Regions from separate parts of the Mus musculus genome. Here region 1 is linked to region 2. The links are chromatin loops, found by intact Hi-C in ENCODE. Cell type or tissue: heart. All regions are shown on one strand. Each heading gives the region's core, and the rest is flanking DNA. Links, peaks and the distances in the headings are about the cores only.

Region 1 (15,142 bases), core at 3,453-11,452, 65 kb before region 2:
CTTTGTGCTTGGGACCTAGAAAGCCTGGGGTAGGAGGGTCCGGTGGGTAGCTGATAAAATGTAGATTGAGTTTTCGTGTGAAGCAGGACATTAGTGTCAGGGAACAGAAGGAATATTTTAAAAGAATATTTTAAAAGCTGGACGTGATAGTACATGTCTGTAACTTGAATTGGGTTAGGCATAGGAGGATGGACATGTACTTGAGGCTAGCCTGATCTATATAGAACATTCTAGGCTCGAATGCCTACATAGCAAAGATCCTGTCTCCAAAAAAAATGTAATGGAAATAGTTGATGGGAGTTTACAAACAACGGATCACACCGAAAAGTGCTCATGTTCTCAGGGTTGAGTCCGTGGCAGGCAAGCCACTTAGGATGGCATAGAAAGTAAGGCTGGCGGACAGTACCACAGAGCCCGCTTGTTTATAAACATGTTCCAGCTTCCGCCAGACAGAAGGAGACATGTTTCTGTGTGAAAACAGCAAGCTCACCTAAAGGCAATCTGAAACTGGAGTCTCCTTGGAGACACAGAAGCATAATAAACCCTAACAGCTCTGCCTGGCAGCACACAGGTAACAGAACAGCCTGGATAAATAGTATTTAAAAAGCCAAAGAAATCAAATGTAAACAGAAGAAAGCACTTCAAGGAGACAGACCAGAGGAGAAGCAGAGAAGCCTGCTCATTAAGATAAAAAGAATGGGTGTTAGAAAGCAGAAAATTAACGCTTAGATAAAGAGCTCTGGCTAGGGAGGACAGTGTCTAGACTATAAACCAAGATTTGTAGATTTAGAAAAACGAGGCCCAGGAGGTGCTATGGGGCTCATACTCCGCTCGCTCATCATTATCTCTTTCCCAGTTATGGTCAACATCTTATTTCAATTGATCCTGACAAAGGTTACTGGGTGCCAAGTATGGTGCTACATGCCTGTAATCTCAGTGCATGGGAGGCAGAGACAGGAGGATTTCCATGAGTTAAAGACCAGCCTAAATGACCTAGTGAGTTTCAGGGGTACTGAGTGAAGCTCTGTCTCAAATTTTATTCAGGGCTGAGGATATTGCTTAGAGGCGGAGTGCTTGTTTGCCGCGCTCAAGACCCTAGGTTTGATTCCGAGCACTGCAGAAATGGTTCCTGGACACCTGGACCTATGTGGGGCTTTCCCACAGCCAATAGGAAGAGACAGTGACAGATGCAGTGCATAGAGTGGGTCAGCAGGGGGCAGCAGCTACATGGTGACCGACCAACTGCTCAGGCAGTGTTTCTGATTCCAGTCTATAATAGATCTGGCAAGGCTAATTTTTGTTGTTGTTGTTGGTGGTTTTGTTTGTTTGTTTCTTTGAGACAGGGTTTCTCTGTGTAGCCCTGGCTGTCCTGGAACTCACTTTGTAGACCGGGCTCGCCTCGAACTCAGAAATCCACCTGCTTCTGCCTCCCAAGTGCTGGGATTAAAGGCATGCACCACCACAGCCCGGCAAGGCTCATATTTTTAAGACCCTTCACTATTTCCGAATGTCCCTTTCATCAAGGGAGAGTATAACCAGATCGCATAAAATCTCAGAAGTCAGTGTGGCTCTCAGGCTGGGTGGAGACCATGGAGTCCTAAAACCTAGGAGTTAGGACACAAGCTTTCTGGGCAAAGCTCCGCCGCTCAGTTATTTTTCTTGCTTTGCAACACTGTGAGTTTGTCTCCCTTCTCAGTCCTGACAGTTTTGGTGCTGTCACAGTACCCAGGTGTGTTCCACCTGCTGTCCTTGGACAGCACGTGACCATGGGTAGCTATGGATGCAGCTTCAATGCAAGAAAATCTCAATTTTTCACTTCAATTATGCTGTGTGTGTGTTACAATCTTTAAACCTTTCAGATGTTTCTAAGATTTTTCTCTCAGACCTCAGGGTAGGACAGAACTTTTGGTATCATCTAGGCTAAATACACCTCATTTTTATAGATAGCATCAATAATTAACATTGGCACAGCAGTTGCCGTGTGGTGGAATATATATATTCAGAAGAGGAAAGACGGTGACAGTTCCCCATTTCTTTAGCTAGGCTCCTGAGACAATAATAGTGTTGCAGGTCTCCAGAGGCAGAGCTTCCTCTGACGCAGATATCATCTGGTTTCAGAGTTTGGGCAAACCTTTATAGACAAATGGATGCACAAGAGGGATAGTTACAGCTCGTGGGCTGTATGGCTCAGTGAGTTGTGCAACCAACTGCAAAGCTGGGAGGGACCACAACCCACATAAGCCGGCTTCTTGTCTCATGGCACCTGATTCATCTGCCATCTCTTGCACAAGGCACTAGCTAACAAACCCAGATTAGCACTTTTTATAAAACAAGCCTTGGTTGTTTATCTGGAATGCATGGTTCAGGCACTAATAGAATGCCAAGGGCAAGACTTCCTAGTCGAGGATGAAGGCCTGTGCTGCTCAACATTCTGTGGGTATAATTGTTGAAAGATGGGACTGGACCCAGGATACGTTCATGCACAGCTTACTCTCCTATTGTGCAATTTCACTTGCTTAAATTCTGATGACAAAGTTTAGCTTCCAAGAAGATCAGGATGCCCAGAGGGGCCACACCCTCTCAGAGGAGAAGGGGAGGGACTGTGGGAGGGGTGGACTGGGAAGGGGGCAACTAACTAACAGAGAGAGAGAGAGAGAGAGAGAGAGAGAGTGTGTGTGTGTGTGTGTGTGTGAAGGGACCACAGGACATAGGCTGTGTGAAAATTTCACAGAATAGAAGGCAGCTTTGAAGAAGGTTCAGCCAGTCTTAGGCCATTTTATGCCATCTTCAGCTCCTTTGAGCCACCCTGACACACAAATGTGATAGAAATATACCCCTTTTCAGAAGAATTCTAATTTAGTTTTCAGCTTGGTTCTATTTGAGTCACTTCATCCCGGAAAATGCTATAACCCATGGCTCCCAGACTCAGTGGGAGGTGACTAGTACAGGTGCGTCTACAGACTCGAGGGCACCAGCTCGGTCCTTTATAGCCCTAGTCATGGATTTGTGCACTGTTAGCCAAAATACCATGTGCTGGGGTAAGGCTTTGACTCCATTCTGTGGATCTGTTTCAGCCCCGACTAGCTGGCAGGCAAGCAGGCAGGCTCACGGTCGCTACGGAGGAGAGGCAGCAGGCCTGGGGTGAGTCAGGTCACTTTACGTGGGAACGAGTCAGCTTTCAATCAAACCCTTATTCATTTTTGAAAATTTAATTTTCATTACGGTTCTGCTTCAGGTTCAGCTAACCAAGATCCCATGGCAAAAAAAAAAAAAGGGGGGGGGTTTGTTCTAGTTCGGGGGGAAAAAAATGAAACCCACCTCTGCTCAGCATGGCTTCTAGTTCAGAGGTTTCTCTGCTAATCAAAAGAGCGGCAGTGCACCTTTAGTGCTGTGCGGTGGTTAAAGAGCAGGCTTAAAATGCCCCGGCTCTCGAGGATTTAAATTTAGATCCATAAAGAGATGTTGTGTAAAAACCGTGAAGAACGTTCAATTTGTTCTATTTGGAGATTTTTGGACTGGAAATTTTCACTTAAAAAAAAAAGATGTTTTACGGGGTACAGAGGTGGAGGTGCCGTCTAAGGAACTCAGCCTTTATGGCTGTACTGAGGGTTTCTGTGTTCAAGTCAGAACCCGCTGGGTCTCTGCCACCCCGGGTCTCTGCGGCAGCTAATTGAAATATCCCAAAGGAGTTTAATAAGCCCATGTATAGAATCACTGGGAATAGCAGATCATTTGAAAACTGTAAAGGCTCTTATCAAAGGTTTTCTAATAATAGTGCCATATTTAAAAAATTGATTAAATATAGAGAGGGTGTTAGCATAACGCACGTGAAGGGAACATTTCCATTGTCTGTGTCATCAGTGTTTCTGGGCCATCGTCTCCCCAGAAACAGCTATGCCCTGACAATAGGAAAACAGAATTGTTTGTGTCTCTGCGGTGTTTTGTTTTGATTTCCTATTTTTCTTGTTTTCCTTTTGGCAAAGCGAGCCCTGTATGAAATCTTACCAGTTTTGCCACCAATGGTCATCTTTAAAGCATTCTGGCAAGTTCAGACTTAAGTCACCACAGGCATTTACAATTCACACCAGTGCAGCGAAGCTTGGTTACCTGAGGGCCCGCCAGATGTGTCATCCCCCAAGGGTACCAGCTGGTTACTGGTGTTCACAAATATTGGCCCAATGTAATGAAAAAAAAAATCAAACTCCCCACAAAGAACCGATAAGCTGATTTTTCTCATAAATGTTCAAGTTTATCAGGGTAGGACCAGGACTGAGAGAATGTGCAGCAGGTCCGTGGTACAGTTGGGATCAGAAGAGGAACACTGTCATGTGTGGCTCCATGGTAGGGTGGCTCAGATAATGGTAATATGGCCATCCCTTTGAAAATGCTGGAAAGGAGGATTCTGAATGCTCCCTGTGAATCAATTTTAAGTGTTCAACATGACAGATATGCGACATGCCCCTAGCTGATTATTACAGCATGTTTACATGTACTGAAAAGGCACACTGTCCCTTATGATTTATACACAGCTGTTCAGTGTCAATTAAAAGCTTAAAAATGTTAGCAACCAAGTTAAAGACTTTAAAATATAAATATATGCCTATGGCTTAGATTGGGCTGGTGGACTCCATGTCTGTGTGTGACGTTAGGCATAAAGGAATACCTGGAGTCTAAGTGACTAACCAGTTCAAGTGGCCTTCTCCCGTGCTTACTGTGGTTGCTTACATACATCCTGTCTAGGTTCAGAGCAGTACATTTGCAGTGGACACCCATGAGAAACAATCAGACAGGGAGGCTGGCATCTGAAGCTTGGGCAAGGTGGAGGGGAAATCCTGCCCATTATAGACAATCCCTTGTACCCCTTTCACTTCACAGGGAATGCCCAGAGCAAACCAGGAGGAGCACTGCATACTGCCTTACCTAGTTCTGCCATGGACACGGTTGGGGAAGTCTCTCCGTTGGTGAAGGAACAGTAGGGGAAGAAGCCAGATGCTGGTGTGTAGTCACATATGGGTTCGGGTTTGATCCCATTGATGTCCAATCCCGACTGGTCTGGGGAGGGCTGGATGTCCAGGTAGAAGCTGCTGACGGCTGAGTCGGCCTTGCTGCCCTCGGGGGTGTGCCCATCCATATAGGTGCTGAGGTCATCATGCAGTTCCGTCAGCCCATTGGCTGAGATGTTGTAGGTGGGCGTCAGCGGCTCCGCCTCCCCAGGCTGCTGCTGGTGGTCTCGCTGCTGCTGCTGCATCCGGTGCTTCTGCACCTCGGCGTACAAGCTGTCTCTCTGCTTCTTGGACATCCGACCAAACTTGACAGCTGGGAAGAGAGAAAGCAACGCACACCGTGAACCAGGCAGAGTTATCCTCTCTCAAGCTTTCAGGTTTCCAGAACATCTCAGAGCAAGTCGGCATAAAAGCAAGTCACCCACACGGCAAAAACAACTTCCTCAAGCTGCCCCCAACCCCCTTGCAAACACACCCTCCCAGGTGACAAGCTAGCCCAGGCAACCCTTCTTCCCTTGTTGGTCATGTGCCCTTAGGCTCATTAAGAATATAATGTTTTGATTTTTCTTTTTGAGACAGAGTCTTGCTAAGTAGCCCAGACTGGCCTTGAACTGGTGGCCACCTTACCTCAGCCTCCTGAGGATGACAGGCACGTTGCACCTAGCTCTGTGGTGTCATAATCTGGTCACTTTATATGACATGGCCTGGCCCAGACCCGCCCCCTTACTTTGTAGTGTTTGAGCCGCCAGGCAGAGATGCAAAGATTCATGGGATATACTGGGGCGGAAGCTTCATCTTTTACTAAGTATTCTTTCTATCCCATACATAAGAATCTGGGGCTTCACCGTGAAGCTGTCTATAGTTCCCAGAACTGTATGTCTATGAGAGCTGTGGGCAGGTGTGGCCTTGTCTGTATTTATTTTCTTTTTGGAGAAAATACATTTCACCATATTGCCCAGGTTGGTCCTGAAGTCCCAGGTACAAGCTGTCATCCTCGCCGCCTCTCAAGTAGCTGAGGCACAAACCGGGGCATCTTAGCTGGATCCATCGTTAAAGTGATACTTTGCTCTACAATCATTTAGCCTCAGGTAAAGAGAACATGGGAGGGCAAGGCCTGTAACGTCCCCTGGGGGAGGGTCTGTGTCTGTGGCACTTCTCAGGATCTGGCTGGGCAAGCATGGCAACAGCTTCCTGACTCACTGTCTCGGGTGTTTTTTTTTCCCTGAAACACTCATCCAGATATAGAAAACCTGTTTCCTCCCACCGACGGTGTCATCCCCCTGCCCTCTTGTCTAGGCACTCTACAGACAACGCTTTTTGCTGGAGGGATTTAGTTCTCCTAATTGATTATAGTTAAATTGATTCCTGATTGGGGGGACGACCTCATTTACTTCAGCCTTGTCAGAGTGACGGAGGGGCAGAAGGCAGGGGACATGGAAATGCAGTTGGGAACGAGAGCACTCCACTGACCAGCTGGTGGAGTCGTCTTGCCAGGGGAGGCTGTCTGCCCTTTCTACAGAGGGAACAAGCCAGGAGCTCAGCCATTCTGGGGCTTCCAGAGCTCAGAGAGGGTTGGGCAACAAATCACAACAACTTATGCTATCTTATGACATAGGTGTGTAAAGAGCCACCCTGAAGATACTTAATCTGGGGTGGGGCAGAGGCTATTTTAGAAACCCCATGAGGAAAGCTTCTACTCTAAAGCTACACTTTAACGTTTGTCTTAATAAAATGACGATTATATCCAGTGAGCAAGGGGAAAAAAGGACCAGCCCAAGGAAATGCATTTGTAACAGGCAGCTAGGAACCCTACCTGTCAGTTTGATGCTGAAGGCAGACAAAAGATGCAAAAAGGCTCTCAAGACATGTAGTGCGAGTGAACATGAGCTCGGGTGGCTCTGTTGGCCCTAAGAACAGCTGATGGTAGGAAGGGCAGACAGACACCCCACACCTCAGGAGATCTCTGGGGACGGTCAGTATACTCAGAAAAGTCCTTAAGCTGGACCCACTGCATTTCCTGCCAGTTTCCACGTGTGACTGTCTTGAATCCTGGTGTTATTCCGTGCACTTAAGAGTGGCTGCTTCAGGGAGGGATCTTGAGATGCTCTGTAACTGGAAAGTGGCCTATCCCTAGTTGTCATGCCTTCTCAATGAAGAATAACACCTATCACCCAGCCTCACTCACTATTTTCACACGTTTGGAAGGTGCAAAATTTGACTTTGGCAGGCATTTGACCCAGTTACCGTAAGAACTATTTCCTGCCAAATGCCAGTAGACTTACCAGCATTAGGCAAGTACCAATTTGTCCTGGCTTGGGTTTCCTGCATGAAAGCCCTCAGATGACACATACCTGTAGTTTCTGAAATGTTGACAACCTGAAGCTATTCTGAGTACAGGACACTTCGGTGTCTACCCTCACCGGCTAGTTGGCTGATTCCCATAGATCACGAATAAAGGAAGTGCTATGGATTGTAGGAAGCTGCCAGAGGGGCCCGGGAAAGGGTTGAGAGAGCCTCCCCTGACGGAGCAGCACCCATGTTGCATGCGCGTCTGCCCAGACCCATGCATTTGTCCCATGCCAGCTATGCGAGGCTCACCATCTCGAGACATCCCCACGGCCAGGCATTTCTGCAGCCGACAATGCTGGCAGCGGTTTCTGCTGGTCCGATCAATCAAACAGTTCTTCTGACGAGGACAGGAGTAGGTGGCATTGCTCTGCTGACTTCTCCTGAAAAAGCCCTGTGATTCAGTTATAAATACGGAACAGGTTAGTGTCAGTTCCAGCGGTGATACCCAAAGGCTGGGTACTAAGCGTCGAGTGCCGAATGGCATTAATATTTAATGGAGGGTTAAGCTTGGAGCAGAATCATCCAGGAGGCCATTAATGAAATTAAAGTCACTTTTTTTCCTTGAGTAAAATTAACCCCCAGAGCCTAATCCTCCATCCCTTACACATGCAAAACTTCCTTAAACTTCCACTCAATTGCCTGTGTAAAAGACACATGATCAGGGTGACCAAACAAAGCAGTGTGGGCTGCAGTGACCCCAAAGGATTTGCCTCTAACCTGTATCTCCAAAATACCTTTTCCTTTGGTGCACTTGTGGTGGTATACACAAGAGTATGTGCATGTGTGTTTGTGTGTGCACATGTATGTTCCTATGTGTGCTGCAGAGGCTAGAGGAGGAGCCTTGGTGTCACACTGCCTTATTTTGCTAAAATGGGGTCTCTTACTGTGCCTGGCAATAGGTTGCAAGTCCCAGTGAGCCTCCCATCTGTTTCCCACAGTGCTGGAGTGAGCAGGTGCCCATGTCATGCCTGTGTTTATGTGGATGCTGGGGATTCAAACTTAGGTTCTCATGTGTGTGCAGCAAGTGTTGTGTCCCATGATGTCATCTATATGTCTGGGCGTGCCGTGGTGTTTACCACTCAAGCCTCTGGCCGTTTGGCCATCTTTCACTCCCCGGGTCTGAACCTAACGGTGCAAACAGTTAGATGACACTTGGATTGGCTACTTTAAAGATCAGTTGCACTGCGAATTCCCAGTCCTCACCGGTTGGGAATCAGCAGTGTTTAGAAGAACGGCCTTTAGGCTTGGGTCCAGTGTAGTGATCAGCAGCTTCTCGTCTGTGTTGGGTGCTATGCTGGAGATGAGAGGGTGTGCAAAGGCACACGGGAGCTGCTGGCCTCGAGGTGTGTGCTTACGAACCTCCTGGTTTCCAGTCAGGGACTAGAAGGTGCAAGCCTTTCTTTAGTGATTTTTGTAGGAGAAACCCACAAGCTTCACACGGGTGCAATGTTTCTACGATGGCTGACTGGAAAATTGGTTCTAATCGCCATAGATTTCTCATGCAACACATGTGCTACTTAGAAGCATATTTTATAACTTCCAAAATGCGTGGCAGTGACAGGGCTGGGGATACCGTGTGTGTGTGTGTGTGTGTGTGTGTGTGTGTGTGTGTGTGTGTGTGTATTTCTTCTAGTGGTATCTAAGGAAATGTAGGGGGTTATGTGAAGCAGAGCCACAGAGGGTACAAGAGAGAGATGGTCATCTTCAGGGCTGTCTCTAATGATAAAGACAAATGTCTCCAACCAGGGGACATTAGGGAGTAAAGGAAGGATGCACAAGGAATGTTAAAATATCCACATGCTTCATCCAACACATTTGTCTAGAGGCAGCTTTGGCTGCTGTATCAGAGTTATTAAGGACAGAAATAAATGTGCTTGTCCTGTCAGCCAGGAATCTTTTCTAGAGAAGCAGTTCAAGATTCATCCAGAGGATGCTCTTTAGAGCACCAGATGCCCAAATGTGACTGACTTGAGCTCTAGTACACACTCTTACACTATGGAGTTGGGCGACCACTGAAAATCATGTTTCAGAAATACTGTTTGTATAAAAAAAAGTGATAAAATTGGCTCAAGATCTAAGACCAGTGCAATCTAGTCTGAGAGTGAGAGAGCACCCCATATTTGATGTAAAAGAAACTATGAAAAACTATGCCCCCCAAAGAGAAGAATTGCTGGTCTTGGCTGGTGGGGCCGTTTGTGACTCTAACTTTCTCCTTTTCTCTTTGCTTTCTTATTAGTTCTCTACAGGTCAGTGGATGGCACTCAAAATCTGCCATCAGTGTCCTCACCTGCTGCTTTGTGTGATGACTGGGGTCTGCATGGACCAAGCCAAGTAAGTTAAATGCATGTGAGCCAGGCTCTTCTAACCCACTTTGTAACGAGTTCGGTGTCTTTGAAAGCAGTCAAAATATTTAAAACTGTGTGTGTGTGGTGTTCCCTGGCAAAAAGGGAGTGTGAGAAGTTTTCTTAGAATTTACTAGAAGGAAGCCTAGAAAATATATTTTAAAGCACACCAAGAAGTCACCTGCATGGGTGGTCACTTTGGTCTTTGTCTTTTTATCGCTTTCTTGGGGTTCAGCCACTGTCTACACCCTCTGCGTTTCTTTCACAGGTATTTAAATTTTTAATTTTATTTATTTGTGTGAAGGGTAAAGGGACTGGAGTCTCTCGAGATGGGGTGGCTTGCTCAAAATGCCACCTCCAGCACTTCAGGAAGCCAGGACAGAGATTTCTCCAGAAATCTTTCCAGAACACCCTTGTCCCCTTTGTTTCCACTATAAGTAGCAGGACAGATTGACTCTGAAATTACCATTTCCTTTAGATTCATTCGTTCAGCTGGCCCAGGCTGCCACTGCACAAGCATCTTATCAACGCATGCTCTACTACTGCAGCGGAGGTGGGATGGGGGTCACAGGAGAAATCAGCCTCGGAGTCCAGCATCCCCCTTCCTTTCTGCCCTGAAGCATTATGTCCCCTTTGGTTCGCCTTACCTACCCCACCCACATCGAAATCTGGCTCATTCATGGAGTGAAAGGCAATGAAACTCAGGGCAAGGGCTCAGAGTCGCTCTCATTAGAGATGTCTGAGCGAATCGGGCTGTAAGCCTCAAGGAAAATTAATGCAGCATTCTGTGTGTCTAGGGTTGGAGGAGGGGCAGCAAGCCTGGAGCTTGTGACTAGCTTCCAAGCTGCCTGCCTAGCTATGGAGTTGGGAAGGATTTGGGAGAGCAAAACCCAGCAGACACACCCTCTTCACCTCACACTTAACCTTCAGTTGAGTCCATCAAGAACACGATGGCTCAGCAGCTTTGAGAGGGCAGAGCTGAGAACCAGGGCAAGGCCATTCTCTTGGACAAAGACGATACAGTCCCATCCTCAAGAAGAAATACCCCATTCACTACACGAGGGGTCCAGGGGAGCTTTCTAGGGAGAGACTGGGGAGGCTGCCCTGATTCAAACTGAACTGTGTATTTTCAGAGACACTGAGGACTCAAGATTAGGTTAGGCTGGCTGACCAGCAGGCCCAGGTATCTGTCTGTCCCCACCCACTAACTCCACAGCATGGGGACTATAAGGGCATGCACACCTGGCCTTTAACATGGGACTGAGCTCAGGTCCTCATGTTACATGGCAAATGCTTCACTGAGCTATCTCCTGAGCCCCTGGCCGCCTTGAAAAACCTCTGCCAGTATTCCTCAGAAAGCTTTCGGAGCAGTGTAAATGCTGAGGAAGTTTATACTGGTAAAACAAGTTAGAGCCCACAGGAGAATTAGAAGTGAGAAAGAAACCATGGAAAGCTCAGGGACGCTTCTGAGTGAGAATCAGGGGTTTGTCTGCTTGGAGCACGTTCTGAGACATGAGTTCTTGAGGGTGAGCAGTCTGTGGCAAAGCTCTGAGGGGAATGCATATCACAAAGCCAGCACTCAAGTCAAGGATTGGCAAGAAAGGCATTAACTACATCACTGTGCAATTTTGCTGGTACCAAAAGGTATGTCAAGACACTTGAAGTAGTTCCATTCTAGTCATGGTGGACTCCAGCAAAGAGTCACCATGATCTTCCTCGGGCAGGAGATTCTTGGATTGTGGCACACTACCACCACCTAGTGGCTTTATGCTGCCATGCAGCCCTTCAAAAATGTAACACCAATAGGTTCCCTTCAGTGCTGGAAGTGGAAAGATTACCAGGCCTATCTCCCTTAACAGGTGACATGATGGGATCACCCATGTAGGTTTTGACAATGCACCACAGGTCTTTTACCCTTAGAGATACAAGTCACGGGAGCTCACGAGCCTGAGCAACGTGAAATAGTTTCACCAACATGACTGTCTAAACATGAGCTGTACAAGGGCACCCATAAGACATTGGAGCTGAGATGAAAGGATGGACCATAGTGCTGGCTTTGTGATACGCATTCCCCTCAGAGCTTTGCCACAGGCTGCTCACCCTCAAGAACTCCTGTCTCAGAATCCTCTCTAGGATGTGCTCGAGACTGCCATACCTGGGATCCATCCCATAATCAACCTCCAAACGCTGACACCATTGCATACACTAGCAAGATTTTGCTGAAAGGACCCAGATATAGCTGTCTCTTGTGAGACTATGCCGGGGCCTAGCAAACACAGAAGTGGATGCTACAGTCAGCTATTGGATAGATCACAGGGCCCCCAATGGAGGAGCTAGAGAAAGTATACAAGGAGCTAAAGGGGTCTGCAACCCTATAGGTGGAACAACAACATGAACTAACCAGTACCCACAGAGCTCGTGTCTCTAGCTGCATATGTATCAGAAGATGGCCTAGTCAGCCATCAGTGGAAAGAGAGGCCCATTGGACATGCAAACTTTATATACCTCAGTACAGGGGAATGCTAGGGCCAAGAAGTGGGAGTGGGTGGGTAGGGGAGTGTGTGTGTGGGAGGGTATGGGGGAGTTTTGGGATAGCATTGGAAATGTAAATGAAGAAAATACCTAATAAATTAAAAAAAAAAAAGACACGGTAGCATGGGCAGCAGAAGGCCAGGGAGGTCTCAGCGCGACACAAAAAGTCACAGGCAACCAGAGAGTACTGTGAGAAAAGGTCTTTCCCCAGGGAAGAGCACGCCGGCTGCTTATCCGATATCAAATTGCTAACCCTGAAACATGTACACACGAATAACACTGTACAGACTGAGCGGGCTGTGTTTAGTCATATATATGAGTATGTATGAAACAACAGTTAATGAAAAGAAAGATGAACTAACTAAAATTATTGGAATTAATTAAATCATTGAACATTAATTGAAATTACTGAAATGAAAAATGATGGAAATTAATTGACTAATTAATCAATGAACCAAAGAGTGCATGGCACAGTATATGGATGGGATGGTCCGGAGTGAGGAAAGGGGTATGATGTAATTGTACTATAACCTCAAAAATATAAGAAAGAAAGATGATTATGCATGTGTGTGCCTGGGTGTGGGCCGTACACTTGAGTGCCGTGTCTAAGAGGCCAGAAGAGGGCATCAGACTCCCTAGAACTGGAGTTTACAGAGGATTCTGAGCCACTTGAAGCAGGTGCTGGCAACAGAACTCTGGAAGAGGAATACAAGCTCTTAGCTGCCGAGTCATCCCTGGACTGCTTTGTCTTGAAAGTACATTTTCGAGTCTCATTTATGACGAGTCCACTGCTCGGTACTTTTGAGAAAACAAAATGGTTATTTGGTTTTATTTATATATATGTATATGTATGCATATATCCATATCCTAATATGTACATATATATATTCTCAAGTTTGGCCCTTGGGTGGAACTTTCTTCCACTTCCTGGGTTAGGACTGGAGCCAGAGTGTTCAGGAGATAGCTATGACCTGGATTCAAGAGGTGAATACTAAATGTTAGGAAATTCATTCAATCCCGTTTTTAAGCCTAACCACCACTAAAAAAGATCATTATTATAACAGGTGCTGTCAAGTATATTGGAAGGATGGCAGCAGTTGGAGATGCTGAAATATTGGTTAAGTCTTCTGGAGGTGCTTGCAATAGCCTCACTGAGGAGTATTTACACCTCGGCAAATGCTACACTTTGGGGCTCAGTTGATGGCTACTATTTGTGGTGGCTGTCTAAATCGAAAAGTAATTTGGTCGGCCCGTGTAGACCAAATGTGAGACTGTGTCCTAGCTGTACCCATGCAGTTGGGAATATTGTAGAAAAATGGAAGTATTTGTCCAGAATTAGAAATTTACCAAACAGTTTGGCAAAGGTGCTCCCATCTCTATTAACAAAGATGTGGAGTTCCAAAATGTATGTCTCTTGCCTCACTTTCTTATACGTGGAGATGAAGTTATCAATCCAAATTCATAATGAAACCATAGGCTTTCATCACCTGCATCTGGTTTCCTTCATCCAAATCCAGGTACACACTCTCCTAAGACCTGTTGCTGGAGTCCCCTCCCTATCAGCCCCTAGCGCTTCACCCTCATAATAACCAGTGAACGGCCCCCATCCAGGCATCTCTCTCCCAGACTCAATCCTCCTTTCAAAAATCCTACACAGACCAAGCTAGTTTTTCTAAGGACCTCTGTCCCCGCTATTGCTTGGAAGCTCAGAATCTCCTCCCTATCCATTCTTGGGACCTTTTCTGAGCCGGCTCCTCCCAGGCACACTCCTACTCTGATGACTCCACCTCCAGTGCATCATCACTGCCTCCACTGGCTTCTCTGTTCAAAAGAGTTAACTCAGCTGCCTGCTGAAAGCATGGCAGGATGGAGGAGGCCTCCAGTGACAGCCATATTCTGAGCTTTCTAGGTGCTGCAGAGGACACCTCATCAATTGTATGTAAAGTAGCCATTTGCATACCTGTTGTATGCTCTGGCTTAAAATCCAGGGAAATAGAGCTATACGTTCAAGAGCTCACTGCAAGCAGAGGACAGGAGGTGCCAGATTTCATCTCATTCCAAAGGCTTGCTTTTATGGTGAGTGTGCCAAAGGTCAACCTTGGGCATCCATCCTCAGGAGCTGTATCCTTCCCTGCCTGCCTGCCTGCCTCCCTGCCTGCCTCCCTCCCTGGCAGGGATTTCTCACTGGGCCCTATGGCTCACCAGTTAGGCTAGGCTGGCCTCAGGGATTCTCTGGGGAGTTTAGGCATGTGTTTACTGGGGATCAAGTGTTACTTTATCATCATGAAGACATCTTCCCCTCCCCGGCTCCAGTTTCAGGTCACAGAAATATGGAGGGCAGATTGAAAATAAGCCCCCTACCCCCTTCTTAGATCTGTAGTGGAAGTTACTGATAATGGCCAAAGTGAGGGTGATTGACACAGGGTCTCACACACGGCATTTCTACACAGGTGGGAAAACTTAATTTGCTAGATCTATCTCATTAAAATTTTTTTGACATATCAGTTACTTTTTACATTGGGGTTATTATTGATTTGAGTCAAGCATGTGCGCTATCTGGACACTGAACTGTAGGTGTGGAAGAGGGGGGTACTCAGGAGTCTTGCCCTGGAGTTGGAGGGTCCCTCTTGCTTGGGGCTGCTTCTCCATGAGGCATAGGCTGCAATACTGATCTGATGTTTGGTCTTTTGACAATTTTCACGTAATGAATTGATTCCTACAGTTCATTAACATACCCACTTCCACTTCTGTGTACACATATGTCTTAATTAGCTGCTCATTGGCTGTTTAATTACAAGAAAACAGCTGACAGCTGCCTTGCGGAATTCTAATGGCAGACGCGTTGGAATGGCTACACATTTGCTTTTTGACAACCAAGATTTATTCATGACTCTGAGTTATTGTGAGTGCTCCTAT
Region 2 (15,142 bases), core at 2,792-10,791:
GAGGACCACTCTGTGGAGGGTGGAGACTAGAAAATCCAAAAGCTGTCTAATCTTCTCAAGGCTTGTGTCCTGGTAGAGTGGAGGTGAAGGAGATTTATAAGGTTTAGTTTAATTCGGTCTCCACCCACTTGTCCTCCAGCTGTTATTTACTTATTTAAAGCACTCAGTTGTGGGAATGCAATATACATTCTGTGTGGCTCAGTATGAAGAGGTCCTGGCCATGGAAGCCCTGTGGACTCAGGGTGGACACCTAGAACCCTCAGTGGAAGGGGAGAGCTGATTCATGTACACCCACTGGTAGGGTATGGACACCACACACACACACACACACACACACACACACACACACACACACACACACTAGAAACAGAGAAAAAGAAATCTGTGCAGTTGGTTTCATTAGCGTTTTGTTGTTAAGAAAGGAAGCCACTATACCATGTTATTAAAAAATTATCAAACGATCATGAATTAAAATCCCCCCTCAAAATAAAACCAAAACCAAAAACACCCGAAGAGACTAGTTCGGCCCCTGCCTGCAATTCCTCCTTTAAACCTTTCACACCATGAGTACTTGGGGTGCATTCTTTAATCGGGTGTCCTAATTCAGCGTCATGCAAATGAATACCCCCCTAGAGAGGCCTTATTATAATTCCCAGCCCTTGATGTCGACATAATCCCTACAGTTCCCTAACTTCTTGCTTTCTAACTTCTGTTTACTGATCCGTTGCTTCTGCAGGCTCAGTATGGCATCAATTAGTAACACTGTGTGTTGATTAAGTTTCCCCAGAGCCCAGAGAAGGCTGCTTTGTATTTATTAATGACTGCACTGGGCACTACTTACTATTTTTCAATAGCATTTAAAAATGAGTAAATTACTGAAGCTCAACTATAAAAGAATCTCACATTTCAAAGGCAAGGGGGTGGGGGGAGAGAAAGAGCGTATCATTTCAAACCATCCCTAATACTTGCATGGCTGGTTTTATTTTCAATGTAATATTCAAGGGGTGTGTGTGTGTGTCTTCAGCTCCTGACTCTTGTTCTAAGCTCAGCATTTTGGAATATACATGACATGAGTTGGGGAACAGGGACATAGACCCGGTGATTAATTAAGAGCTGGTTTAACAGGTCTAAATTTCATTCTCTCTCTCTCTCTCTCTCTCTCTCACACACACACACACACACACACATACACACACCTGTTAAGTACCACATGTCTGATTCAGCAAGACTCCACCCACAAGGTTAATGAGAGAGTGAGAGAGAGAGAGAAGGAGAGGAGGAGGAGGAGGAGGAGGAGGAGGAGGAGGAGGAGGAGGAGGAGGAGGAGGAGGAGGAGAGAAGAGAGATTGCAAACCGAGGTCCCAAATTATGTTGTCAAGGGTAATTCACCAACCAACTACAAGCTCACCCAGTTTAAACTGTCCTATTTGGTGGGGGATTTCATGTGGCATATTAGGTGAAGTTTGAGATGCCCACCTTGGTACCGAGTTTGCTGCCTGAAGGAAGAGGATCCGATCTCTCCTGTGAGGAATCTTTCCTAAGTAAATGGCAAGTGGTAGGAGGGAAATTGGTTCTCATTTGCCCTGCCTTAGGAAGTGAGGAACTGCAAGCCACATCCCCCCACCCCCCACTCCCCTAAAGGATCTGGCCATGAGGTAAAGCATTCCTCCCTTTGTCTTAAGCTCCCCTTTGATGTGCAAGTCACTGGTGGAGTAAACCGTGATGACTTTGATGTTGAACTTGGAGACTTTATTGTTACTAGCATGCCTATAAGGAGAGCCGCCAGTCACTTCTCACATCTGAACAACCATGTTCCTTTACAGCCCCTTTTTTACAAGCATCAAATCCTTAAATACATGTTTTCCCATTCCTGTTGATTACTATGCTATCTGTGGTGGGGGAGGGCTGTGCTCCAATGTAATTGCAGCACCCACGTTTTCTGTAAACACCCCGAGGCGAGGCATCGTCAGATGGCTGGTAACCAAACTCCCTCAACAAGAGAAGCTTAACTGCAAAACAAATTTCTAGCAAATAAAAACATCCCGAGAAACTCTCTGAGCCATTTTAGTAGTCAAAAGGAGGAGTTTGGTCAGTATTTCTCCTAAGCAACCATTTGAAACGACACAGAAACTGTAAAAGAGTTGGCGGCGGCGGCAGGGGCCTGCGGAGAGGCTGCCAAAAGTTTGAACCATCTTAACTCATTGTAACAACTTTGTTTCTCTGCAGTGGTGGAAACAGGAAACTTCTGTTAAGACGATTCTGCTGGATAGAAGCCTGGCTTTCCCTTTAAATTTCTACCCAACCAGAAACAGGCAATGTGCTCAGTCTTTAAAGGAGCTGTTGAAGATACAACTCTAATTTCACGTGCTGACTCCCATCAGATTTTTCTTTCCAAACTTTGTTTAATCACTTCTGGAAATGTCAAATATCATCCCCTCACCCCAACCCTCACTTACATCACAGGAAACTGGTGTCTAACAGACCCTTCTCCTTCGATCAACATTGTAATAAAACTCAAGTTCTTTTGGATTTCTGGCTTCAGATGAAGTAGGGACAGATCTCCATGTTTCCTTCTGGTTCTGTTTGCTGTTGTTGTTTTGTTTGTTTGTTTGTTTGTTTTTAAGCAGGTGGCCCAGGAGGCACAGCATTTCTGCCTGCTAATCACTGGGGAGAAATGGGGGGGTGTACTACATCTCTTAGGGATCTGGGGCTTTAGTGTGCCGTTGGGAATACAATCACGGTGGAATACAGTGGTTTAGGCTGTTTGGTGGTCTTCATTTTTCAGTTAATACCCCACTCCTAGGTTTCAACTCAACCATCAAAAATGGAAAAGGCTTTGGGCTAGAACTTGATAAAGCAGGGCTGTAATTTGCCAGAACTAAGTTTAGGCATATTTGTTAATATTAATGAAAGCCTTCTTGTTTTAAAATGTATTTAAATAGCTGGCATTAGTAATTACCTCTTTCTACCTTAGAATTTTCACTTCCAAAAGGAGCTGGTTAGCCGACTGAAGTATCTTAAGCAGTTATAGTTGGGGACAGGGAGTAAAGAAGTCAGCAGGCTTCTGTGTGCCTTTCCTACATCTTGAACGAGAGACCCCAGCCCACCTTTCAACTGTAACGGAAACATTTTTTTTTCTTATAGAAACATGAACTCTGGAAAAGACCTTGGCAGCTGTCAATCACAACCTTCTAATTTTACAAACAGGGCAAGAAGGCAAGCGAAGAAAACCTGCCAGTTACCATGCAGCAGATCCAGACTAGAGCCCATGCCTTCATCCGCTTCCCTCCACACGCAGGCTGGGGCTTTCCACTCCTCAACACCGTGTGGCAACTGGGGGCCCAGATGACTCATGCATCAAATAAAGGTGTTGAACTTAAGCGATTTCTCAATCAGAATCATCTATGCAGCTTACAATTTACCAGCACATGCGATCCACCAAGGCCATCAGACCAAAATCACCAGAATCTCAAATAGAACACGCACACACAAATACACATATATTGTTTAAAATTTGACTTTTAAGTACATGTCTGTGTGTGTGTGTGTGTGTGTGTGTGTGTGTGTGTGTGTATGTGTGTGGGGGGTATGTGCACATGAGTACAGGAGGCCAGTAGAGCGTGTTGGATTGGGTTGATTGGCCTGGCATGAGCACTGTGACTAAAACTCAGGTCCTCTGTAAGCAGTGTGAAGTTTTAAAAGCTCCAGCTCTCTAATCCCTAAGAGCCTGTATACCTTGAAAGTTCCATCCTGTCTAATATACTGACAATACTGGGTGCTGAGAGACCAGAGAGCCTCTGAGATCCGTTCTAGGCCTGCTGCAGGGCGTTTAGCAAGGTTTGGGGAAAGCCTGTGACTGAGCTCTCTTTTTGCTCATCCACCAAGCCATCCTACTTCTGTCAGACTGGTTGTGCTGCTGGAGTTACCTATATGAAGGCAGCTGGCATGTTTACTCAAACATTACCCACCACAGCATACACTCACCAAGGACACAGACTACATATGTCATGGTCACCACTGTCTGAGTAGCCCACAGCATTGAAGCTGCCCCAAGCAATGGGGTAGGTATATTGCACAACCACCTCCCAGGGCCAGAGTCAGTTGGAGTGTTGTCTGCCTCCACACCACTCAGAGTCCAACTTTACTGGCGTTTCCAGATGAAAACTCACTCTACACAAAAGGCAGGGTGTCTGGTTATTGGAATCAGAGACAGGGTGTCTGGTCATTTGGAGTAGGAGGTAGGATGTCTGGTCATTAACCCCACTCCCCCAGCTTGGCCACTGCAGACACACTGAGAGGATGCTTAGGCCGGAGAAAGGCCCTTTTGTTCATAGGAAGTGCTGAGGAAGAGCTTAGGAGTAGGGAATCTTTACTTTGTTGCTGAAAAAAATAACATTAAATTAAAAAAAAAAAGATAGAAAAGGTAACACAGGAAAGACATTGCTGTTTCCATTAGAGTTGGCTGGACTCTGTGGCCAACTCCCCCACCTGCTCTGGGAGATTCAGTTCCCACATACAGGTCTGGAGTCAATGTTGCAAACAGAGGCCAGAACTCCAGACAGTGTCATTCAGGAAAAGGAGTAGAGAGCTTTGCCATTATCATAAGCGCCCTTATTGGACTGCCTAGACTGCCTCAGGACCCTCTCCTGTTTAGGTCACGTGGGGTTAAGAGATCTGGGGGTAACATTCCACCCACTTCCTCCTTCATGCTAGTGTTTAGCAAGGCCACAGAAAACGATTCCAAGTGTGGCTGTTACTGAAGTGATGACAGAAATCCCTTACATTGGGTTCCCATCTCTATTTCTCTTCAGAGGACCCCGAGGAAGCCTGTGTTTACCCTAAGATCATTCACTGTTGGAGCTTCGCTTTAGACCTCAGTTAGGAGGCCAGAATAGGGCTTTCCAAACTGATCTAACCCTCACGACCATCAAAAGAACTTTTGTGAATACTGACTCATTGGCTTTGGCCCAGATCACCAGAAACAGAACTCTACACAAGATAAATGCCTTCCATGTGATGGCGAGGACTGATGGTCTCTAGGAACCACTGAGGGAGTAGAGCAGCCCACCGCCTACCCCAAAGCTGACAGCTTAGAACACAAGGGTGTAACAATTGAGGCCCAAGGATGCCCGCCTGTATCAGAAACACCCAGGATGCTGATTAAATCCGCCCTCGGGGCCCGACCCAACACTGACTCCACCATGCCATCTCTAGGTGGGACTCAGTAATCTGCCTGTTACAGGCTCCAGTTAGGAGCTTTACTCCAGGTTCAGGAACCAGTCCTAGGATCACTCGTGAAGATATTTTATTGTTAACTCTTTGATTACTTGAAATCAAACCATGTTCACACATAGATATAAGAGTGGGCCTTAACCAATCAATGTTTTGTGGGATCAGATAGTTTTGTGTGTCGCCAAGTGTCTTGGTTTTCCAATGGTATGTACCTCTGAGAAACTACAAACTGGCAAGCCCAAAACCCTCAGCATAGCCCTCTCTGGTTAACTGTGGCTGCCAGCATCTTGGTATTTGAAAAAAAAAAAAAATGCTGATTCACCACCCGAGACACCTGATTGACAGGAAGAGCTTGAATCTGACTATCACAGCATATAGGTGGCACCAGAATGGTCTAGCATACAGGAAACACTCAAGCATCGTCCGAAAGAAATATTTATGTTTGCACTGTGTTCTGTAGAAATCAGAAGTGAGAAATGAAGATAACAATCCGTGACAAAACAAAACAAAAAAAAATATATATATAAAGAAAAGAAATACAAACAGCATGCGGATCACACTTCTGGGTGGTGCACTTTGGAAAAAAAAAAAAAAAACAATTTGCTTCAATAGCTGATCTCAACCTAACCACAAGTCCTCACTTCTTAACCACGACCTTATTTCTAAGATCAAAGGGCCAAAGCAGCAGTTTCTCTGCACCCCCCAACCCCTTTTTGTTGTTGTTTTTGCCTTGTTTTCATGAAAAGTTCAGTTGCTTCTTTCGAGTATCAGCAAGGCCAGAATCATACTCCTTTAAAATCCCAGCGGTATCTTTCATCTTGGTTGGTTGTCTTTGCTATTACAGCTCGGGTCCCAAAGTTCAAGCCATGAAAAAGCCCACTGTACCTCGTGTTCTTACACCTCTGTGGTGTGTCCCCCTGCAACCCCCCAAGAGGCATTTCAGTGGGAAAATCAGTATTTTCAGGATTTAGATGCCTCTGGCTCCTCCACAGAGGTAAGATTGTTTCATGGTTGATACATCAGGCAAAGCCGAATTCAAAGCTCACTAAAGAGCCTAAAACTATTACTCAAATGAGTTCTTTTCTCTGACTCTACATGGAGAGCTTTTATGTGTGTTGTTATTTTCATTTTTCTGTCTGCTTTTGAGCCCTGTCTTTTGTTTTGCAGGCTGGTCTGTGTCAACTTTCCTAGGATAACCTTCAGTTTGCTCCTACCTCATGAGCGCTGGGATTACTGGAGTGCACCACCATGCCTGCTTTATGCAGGACTGGAGCTTGAACACGGGGCCTTCTAAATGTCAGGCAAGCCCTCTACCAAGTGAGCAACACCCTAGCCAATTTCCAGTCGTTTAACCTGTAAACTCTTTCAAGCTCAATCATCCTCTATCATATATACTTTATTTTTGAGACAACCTGAAAGTTTGGGTGAATTAAACCACCCGAGTCTTCAAAACCAAGGAGCTAAACAGTTTCTTCTGATGCCAAAAAGATTATCAGCGGTTATAATTATTTATATCCTCTGTGTGTGTGTGTGTGTGTGTGTGAGAAGGGGGGGGGGGAGAGCGCCTTGATTTGAAAATGAAAAATGTTAGATTTCACTGGCTTTTTTTTTTTTTAAGAAAAAAAAATCAAGGATGGAGAATAGACAAAACAAGGATTTCAATACAGGTTTAGCTGCTCAGGAACCAAATGCCACTCAGATTTAGTACAGACAACAGGGTGCTACGAACAAGCTTTAATAGAACTTGTTCCTTTAAAATGACCTTTCCTTCCTTCCAAGAAAACATTAGAGATTCGTTATCTAATAAGTCATTTCTAATAACTGCACAAGATAATGAATTACACTTTTGAAATTGGTGAAGAATGCCCCACAGCTGTCGAGAAAATATTCACAACCTTTGACCTTTTCCACTAGCCTGATGGGAATTTCATTGGCACTGGCATGGCTGTTGCCTGTCATGAGCAAGTATCCACTAGAGGGCAGCCTCATCTCAGATGTGATACTGCTTTGTGAAAAAACAAAACAAAAAAACAAAACAAAACAAAACAAAAAAAAACACCCAAAACTTATAAGAGCTTGTAATGTTCCTATAATTATTTTTGTGACTTTAATTTTTTTCCTGGGTAGTTTAAATAATCAACATAAGTCAAATAAAGTACCCATAAACTCTTAAGCCCCCGCTTCCACAAATTACAAGGATTACCACTAGGATTGATCCCCAGTCGAGTTATAGAGCCTTCTTTATGTACCTTAATATGTTTGAAACAAAGTTGTTTTGTTTTGTTTTGTTTTGTTAGTCAAGTCAGCCATATCATATTAGGCAGCTGGACCTCACTTTTTGCATCAAAATGTCAAATGTTTCCAGACAAACTGAAGTGTGTTTTTCATTTGAGGAAGAAATTGACCAAGATTGTGAGGTGGCTGAACGGTGAACCTGAGTGAGATGGGAGGCAGAGGGACATCAGAGCTCATGGGTAGGTGTGTGTGTGTGTGTGTGTGTTTGTGTGTGTGTCTTTTCAAATAGCAGTCTTCAGTTGGAAGGATCACATGTGTCCCCTACAGCATGGGAAGGTGGGCTCAGAACCAGAGGGAACTTATGAGAACTAAGCAGACATGTCTGCTTGATATGGGATGGTCTTTCTGATTTAACATGGAATAAGCTACCTCTGGAAATAGTGAACTCTCCAATCACAGGAGGGTTTTCAAGCATAACAGGACATTCGTGTCACCCACTTGCTGACGGGACATAGAATCTGAGTGACTTAAAGTTTCATTCCTTCCCGAGCCTCTGAAAGAACAGCACACCTCCATCCGGTACCCGGAGAGGTTAAGTACCAACCCAGCAAGAAGTGAGCTCCTGCGACTCCTCAAGAAACCTTCTATTTCTGCTGATGTGAGAGACGCCAAGCTTCTCAACACTATGCACTGATGCCCCTTCACTAGCAACACAACCATGCTGACCAGCATTCGACCACATGGAATGGATTAAAATAAAAAGACACACGTGTAAACCTCCTTCTTTGCCTAAAGATAAATGGGACAGGCAGACAAGTATTTGACTGAGTTCTGTGATAATGATGACTCTGTGCAGAGGCCAGCTGCACTTCACGAGGCTGTTCTATGCTATTTAGGAAAGCCAAGCTTGGTTCTCTCCCAGATCTTAATACCAAGCAGGCTTAATGAAAATCATGAAGAGCTATGAGAAGCAAATAAGAATAACCCCATTTGTACCAAATTGATTTTATTAAAGAGTAATTTAAAGATATTAGGCTCAGCAAAGCATTACATAATTGAATCTATTTTTCCCCCCATATAAACGGCAGACTTATCATTTACGCTAACTAGAGGCAAAGTTACGTACAGGGCATTTTTATAGCTTCCTTCGTGGGGTGACAGGGAGATGGTGGGACTCAGTTGCCTGGTCCAGCTCTATGGGGTATCTGCCGAAAGAAATTAGCTATGGCACGAGAGCTGTGTAGCTTCATCTTCTTCAACTCAAATGCATGGGCCCATCGGATGCCACAAACAGGCATATGCGTGAGCCATGAAGTGCACACAGATTGATACCCTGCCCCTATTGGCTTGGGAAATGTCTAGTCAACCTCAGATAAAAGCAGAAACCGAGAAAAGAAAAGTACCGCCCGGAGTCGACTTGGCCTTCCGTTGTACAGCCATGAGAGCAGAGGGTTAAGTTATCCTATCTGAAAACCCGACAGGGGCTAATGTTTCACTTAAAATAGAAAATCTAGAAACAATCTATTTCAAGTGCCTTTCCCCCCGACCCCATATTTCTCATCAGCTAATCTGAGCTCTTATTTAGACCTCTTCTCTAGGCATAGCACTCTGACAGCTTATGGGGAAAGCCTGTCCTGTCCTGTCATCCCCACACTACTGATGGTTTCACAGAGCTCAGGCGCTGAACCTCTCTATCCTCCAGTCCAAAGGCCAGAACAAATGGGAAGGATTCTTGGGGAGTGGCTAGATGGGGGCATAGTTCTGCCTGTCATTCCTCAAAGGACCTGGAAACATTATCAAACATCAGTTTATACTGGATGTGACAGGGGAATGTTTAAAAATTTACTTTAAATCAGAAAAATATAAAGTAAGTGTAGCCGATAGCGTAATGTGTCTAAAGGTTACGGCTTTGAACGATCAAATGTGAAACACACAGACTCAAGCAGCTTTGCTTGGTCTGCAATAAACATTGTAAATATGTAGAAAACAAAAAAAAAATCCATCTTTGACATTTCTTTTGGTGCTAAGGAAAGAAGAAATGAACATATGAATCTAACACTCCATCAACCAAGCTACACCCAGGCCTGCACAAACACCGTCATTACAAAGTATTCTCAGACAACAAATTCCATGAAGGAACTTTATTGATGGTGAAATATTTAGGAAGACTCATTCATCAATGCATCCGTCCACCTACCCGTCCATCCACAAAGTTCACTTTTGCCCAAATAAATGGTCCTTTCTAAATATAATCATCTTAGGAGCCACAGAGTAAGTTACAAAGCTGACGGCTGCTCTCTCAGACGTTTGGCAATGATCTGTTTGCTGACCTTGCCCATTGGTGTTCTGATCTCCATGGCTGGAAGGGAAAACGGGAGAAAGGGGTCTCGAGAACTATGAATCTATTTACAGATATGGCTACTGAACACCAGGAAAAGTCAGGACTTAAATTACAGAGTCTACGTTGGCTTAGATATGTTTTCTACCTGGCTAATGCTTACATCAGAGTGCTCAGCTTGGCTGATGGCAAAACACCCGACAGAAGCGTATTATGACACAATTGAAAAAACAGCATTGAGAGGCTGCCTATGAAAACTGCACCTAAAAACCACCCTGCAGACCAGCACGGCTCTCTTTACATCCATCCACATTCAGTCCTTCTGTCTTTAATTATCTTTAACTATGTTTATTTATTATGTCTTTATGCATGTGGACATGTGCATGCCATGGCACACATCGGGAGGTCAGAGGCCAACCTGTGGGAGTCAGTTCTTTCCTTCCACTCTGTGGTTCCAGGGACAGAACTCAGGTCCTCAGACTGGGCAGCAAGTGCCCTTTCACACACACACACACACACACACACACACACACACACAGTTGGCTCCGCACTGGCAGCCATTTGAGTTTTCGATTTTCAACGTTCAGTCCTCAATTTCTACCAGTCCGATCCATCACCGGTCCCCTAAATGGGACGCAGATCCCTGCCTGGTAAGGGATACCGCAGGAAGGATGTTTAAAATGAGACTAGGAATTGAATCCAAGTTTCACACGGTTAAAAACAAAAGCCAAATTTGTCCAGACTGTTGAAGTTAGGTGTGACACCAAAGTCCAATACAAAGAGGATTTCCAAAGGCTCCAGGTGCCTTGGCATCTGTGTGACAACCTGGAGGAAAGATCCAGGACAGGATGGAGGCTCCCATCTGAGCTTTCATCCTTCTAAGTCCCTTTACACAAACAGAGGCTGCAGAGCCATACAATACCAACTGCTCCAGCTTCAAGTTTTTTAACACTCAGCTACCAGCTAGCAGCACTTGGCCCATGTGATGACCAGACCGAGTGCCCCTTGCCTCAAGAATAAACAGCATCCCTACTCTTTCCCTGTGCCCAAGGAACAACCTAAATGGTAGTGGGAATCTGTTGTGAAGCAAGCAAGCAAACAAAACACACTGAAGGGTCAGGGAAGAGTTGCTCGAACTCAAGGTTACTACTTCCTAAGCATCGAACCACTTTAAGCCTAAACTAATTTGACAACTGACACAGAGAAAGGATTTTCTTCTTTGGTGAGTTCAAAAAGGCCTGATTTAATGATGTTTTTTTTTTTTTTAAAAAAAAACATCATTAAATCGGGCAACAAAGAGGATGCCTCTCTTTTTATAGTGGCTCCTTCTCTCCTCCTCTGTTCACAGGCATCTACGCAGCAGAAAGCTATACTATGAAGAAGAACCTTTCTGTTTTGCACGAAGAATCTAATTATGTAAACTCTTGCATATGGAACCAATTTAACTATTAAAACCAAGAGGCAGCAGGGAAGTATTTAATACGATTCCAGGCCAGTTTTTTTTTTTTCCTCCCTTAAATCTGATATGGAAACATTTACAGCATTCCTTGCTTTCCCACAAACTATTTTTCTAAATTTTGCACCAAAGCAAGACAATCCTATTAAGACAAAAGACGTAAGATGCTGGGACTGAAATATTCTATTTCTCATCCAACCCCCCCCCAAGCCCCCCCCCCCCGACACATACACATACCTCTAAGCTTGGGTTTTAAAGAAAATTGCACTGCAAGGACGTCTAGACATTTTTTTCCTTTTCTCAGTGACATTACTACCAATCTAGGAATCTTATTTTACAGCAGCCATAGGAAGCTCCCAAGTCTCGTGTGTGTGTGTGTGTGTGTGTGTGTGTGTGTGTGTGTGTGTGTGTGTATGTTAGGGGAGAGGGGATACTGATGACCCCCAGTTTTTATCACAAGGCGAGTTTGATTAGAACTTCACTTGGTACTAAACCTACAAAAGCCAAAAGCCAACTTACTAAAAAAGATCAGCCTCAAATAACACCATCAAAGGACAGTTCCTTAATGTTTGAGAGGTTTACTGTTCAGCAGGAGGAAAGGGCAATTAAAAAGAAGCCTCTCTCAGCTTCTCACCTTTCTCCCATTCAACACAATGGTACACAGTATGGATGAGGACCTTCACCCGCCCTTCCCAAACAGCAAATTCTAGTTTTTAAATTTAAGTAGGTGAGGGAACGAAATACAACTGGCGTCGCGGCTTCTGCAGTCAGTTTTCACTTAACAGGTTTAATGGGAAGAAGAATTACCAAGATTCTCTTTTGGGGAGGGGAAAACGATTTCTTTTACATAATAAGAAACCTCAACACCTTTCCTTCCCCAATACTTTCACACACTTAAGACCACGGGAAGCTCTTCCCTCTTGTGTTATACCAGTCACATATTATAAAAGTGATTCAACCTCACTTCCCGCAAGTGGAAGGGGAAAGGCACTAAATTTGCCGTGGGCGCATCCTACAGAAAGATTTCATCGAACGCAGCCAGCTCATCTTAGCGTCCTGAATGCTTCGACCTGTTAATAATTAATAAAAGATGCCACCCAATCTCTAGTGAAAAAACACAATGATCTGAAAGTAAAGCCGGCGCAGATACGGTACGGGTGTCCTTCATCCTGGATTGCAACAACAAAATAATCCTAAACCTAGCAAACGTTTAACGAGCACCGGGCCGCCGCGCTAGAGGGCAAAACCCCGCAAGACCTTCAGGGTGCTCACAATTGTTGCCCCTGAGAGGAGCGGCCGCTGTGCCACAGACAGATGGAGCTTTAAATCCCCAAGCCGGGCGACCGGGCCTGCACACTGCTTGGGCAGATTATCCGCCGAGAGGACCCAGCAGGCGCACGATCGCGCAGAGAGCTATGGGGCTGAGTCTTTCCAGGGCCATCTGCAAAGGTCGAAGCGCCTGTCTCGGTTTCTCCCTGCGGCACAAGCAACTTCCTGCGCACCTCCAAACTTTGTCTCCATCACAAACTTCCCTGACTTGCCTTGGCTTCTTCCCGCCTCACCTTGGGACACCTGAAGCCAGCCGTCCCTGCAAACCACTTTCCTCCTTTTACTTCCCACAGCTTACTTCCCCAGACCAGGGAGGAGGCCCTGGGTGCGGAGGCTTAGCCGCGGCTAACCTGTGCCCGTAGGCCCTCGCCGCGGTCTAACCTCGGCTTCTCCTCTCCAATCCCGTGGGCTGATCCTGTCTTCTGTCTACATCCATGCACAAACCTAAGTGTCTAGCCTGAGCGCGCTGCGACTGGGGCAGCGGCGGAGGGCGTCTTGGCACCTTCGGGGCGCTGGGCTGACTCCGGCCCGCGCGCTTTCTGAAGTGGCGGCGTCCGAGGGACGCAGCGCTGAGTTTCCACACTTCCCTAACCCGCTGGCCACTGGAGCTCCAGAGGGTGGGGTGGCCGTACGAAGCTCGGACGGCAGGCCTGGAACGCTAACCAGTCCTGGGGATGACACCACTAGCGTTCGCATGCAGGGCTCGGCCTGGCTGCCGCTCCCCCCCCCCCCCCACACACACATAGGCCAGACTTGTCCCGGGGTGCGGGCCCTGGGGACCCAGTGTGGATGTCCCCAGCTTCCTCCCAGTTGCCAGATCCTCCCTGAGCGTTCCAAGCGCTGCGACTCTCGGCAAACTTTCTTTGGGGAGCCCCGCTGGGTGTCAGGCGCACCCAGACGAGTGACAGCAGCTAAGAAGACGCCGGAGGGGCGATCGGGCCCGTGAGTCTAGCTCCACCGACCCGCGGCAGGCCGAACCCTCCTCCGAGCTCCAGTGGCTACGCTGCGGTGGCCCCGGAGACCCCGTTGGGTTCCAGTGGCTGCCCCTCAAGCTGTACGTGAGCTCCGGCAGGCGCGCCCACCCCTCCCCCTGCGCGCCCTCCTCCCCGCCCCCCGGAGCCGTCAGTCCACCCGAGTCCCCGCGGGCCACCCGGAGCTCACCTTTCATCGCTGCGATCACAAAATACATCCTTTACGCCGCGGTGCGGAGAGCGCAGGGAGAGCCGACCGTCCGACCCCGGAGCCCCCTCTTGCCGCCGCCGCCCGAGCCACAGCAGCAGCTGCCGCAGCTGCCCGCCCGCCGAGAGCCATCCCGAGCCATAAGAGGCTCCATGTGACCGGCTGACATCACGGCCGCCGCTCTGTTTACACCGCGCCCCTCCGCTTCCTCCCGGGGCGGGAGCAAGAGGCGGGAGGCGGGTGCGCCTGGGCGCCGCGCTCCGCCCCCGCGGGCAGGTGACCGGGAACGGCCCACCCCGACACAGTGCTGCCCCCCTGCGCTCCCAGGGGCCCGCACCAAAGTCCCTCGCCACCTCTTTACTAACCGATCACCTGTGGCGGCCCGGAAGCTCTCTGCCTTGCCTCTGACCACTTTCCACACTCCCTCCCGCTACCCCCCTCCCCCTGGCACTTCAGCTAAGCACCCTGATGCCTCTTTCAGCTCAGTTCCAGAACCCTTCTCAGTGACAAAAACACTGAATGATTAACCCCAAAGAAGCTTTCCGTCTGAGGAAGCTACAGTCTCCCTCTTGTCCCAGGGCATCCCAGCCCCCAGGCCCGGAACTGACACCAGTTTTGGGACGGAGCAAGCCCCCTCGTAAGACTTTCAGGACTCACCCAGCTCACAGCATCCAAGGTCGTAGTTCCGGGCTGCGTACTCCCGCAGCATCCCGCATTCAAGACAGCCTGTATATGTAAGACTGGAAAACCATGTCTGCCTGCTAAATGAGCTCCAGGTGCCAGACAATTTGAGCCACTGGTCCCCAGGCTCATCCTATCTAGAAGTCTCTCCAGAAAACCCATCTCCAAGTGGAAAGGGCGCTAGTTTTCTAACCTCAAAGATAAGACGTGGCATTTTAAACAGAAGAAACAACAAACAACACCGGTAGCCATACCATTCACCTTACAACCGAGATTTAATTCCCTCCAATGTTTGAAACTTTTTACTGCATTTACGTAAATCATGGTTTTATTTTTGTTCCCAGATGAATCTCTTTATGCTGAATTTCAAGACTACTTACCAGGCTTCCGCTTTACTTAAAACGTTGGCAACTATGCCTACAGTATTGCGCATAAAAGGGGGGAAAAATCTACTAAGCCAAACTTGCTTACCTAGTGCAGATCTGAGACAGCCCCCACCCTCTGATGATCAAACAGGAAGGATTCTAATATTTCTCTTTCCATGGAACCAAGCTAGCCTTGACCCTGTGTTGTGGCGGTAATTTAGAACACATGCAGACATCTAGCCCCATAACAAAGATTCAGATCTGTTCATTCCCCCTCCCAACCCCCATTTCAAGGAAAAAGAAATGTTTTCCAAACATTTACACAGT

What was found. Hi-C counts contacts between places; a loop is a spot of excess contacts. Peaks named below come from ENCODE experiments on the same cell type or tissue, not always from the same donor. Only the 100,000 strongest peaks of a DNase experiment are listed, where the experiment ranks them.
Region 1: a loop joins it to region 2, with 2.1 times the contacts of the local background. A loop is called at or near these places in 4 of 42 quality-filtered maps.

Annotation. Positions count from the first base shown.
Region 1 is chr9:69,354,340-69,369,481 of GRCm38, reverse strand. Rora (RAR-related orphan receptor alpha) reads right to left here. Exons shown (of 11, transcript NM_013646.2): 4 at 7,602-7,743; 5 at 4,921-5,316. Gm15511 (predicted gene 15511) reads left to right here and starts at 5,235. Exons shown (of 3, transcript NR_136934.1): 1 at 5,235-5,486; 2 at 9,589-9,683. In heart, for the core only: no CTCF peak of the experiment used is centred there; no DNase peak of the experiment used is centred there.
Region 2 is chr9:69,288,658-69,303,799 of GRCm38, reverse strand. All of the region lies in intron 2 of Rora (RAR-related orphan receptor alpha), which reads right to left. Gm46153 (a long non-coding RNA gene) reads left to right here. Exons shown (of 2, transcript XR_001779364.2): 2 at 3,145-3,380. Among named protein-coding and RNA genes, the nearest start is that of Gm46153, 9.3 kb to the left of the region's middle. In heart, for the core only: a CTCF peak has its summit at 7,201 (motif pointing right); a DNase peak (open chromatin) is centred at 7,189; H3K27me3 peaks cover 761 bases.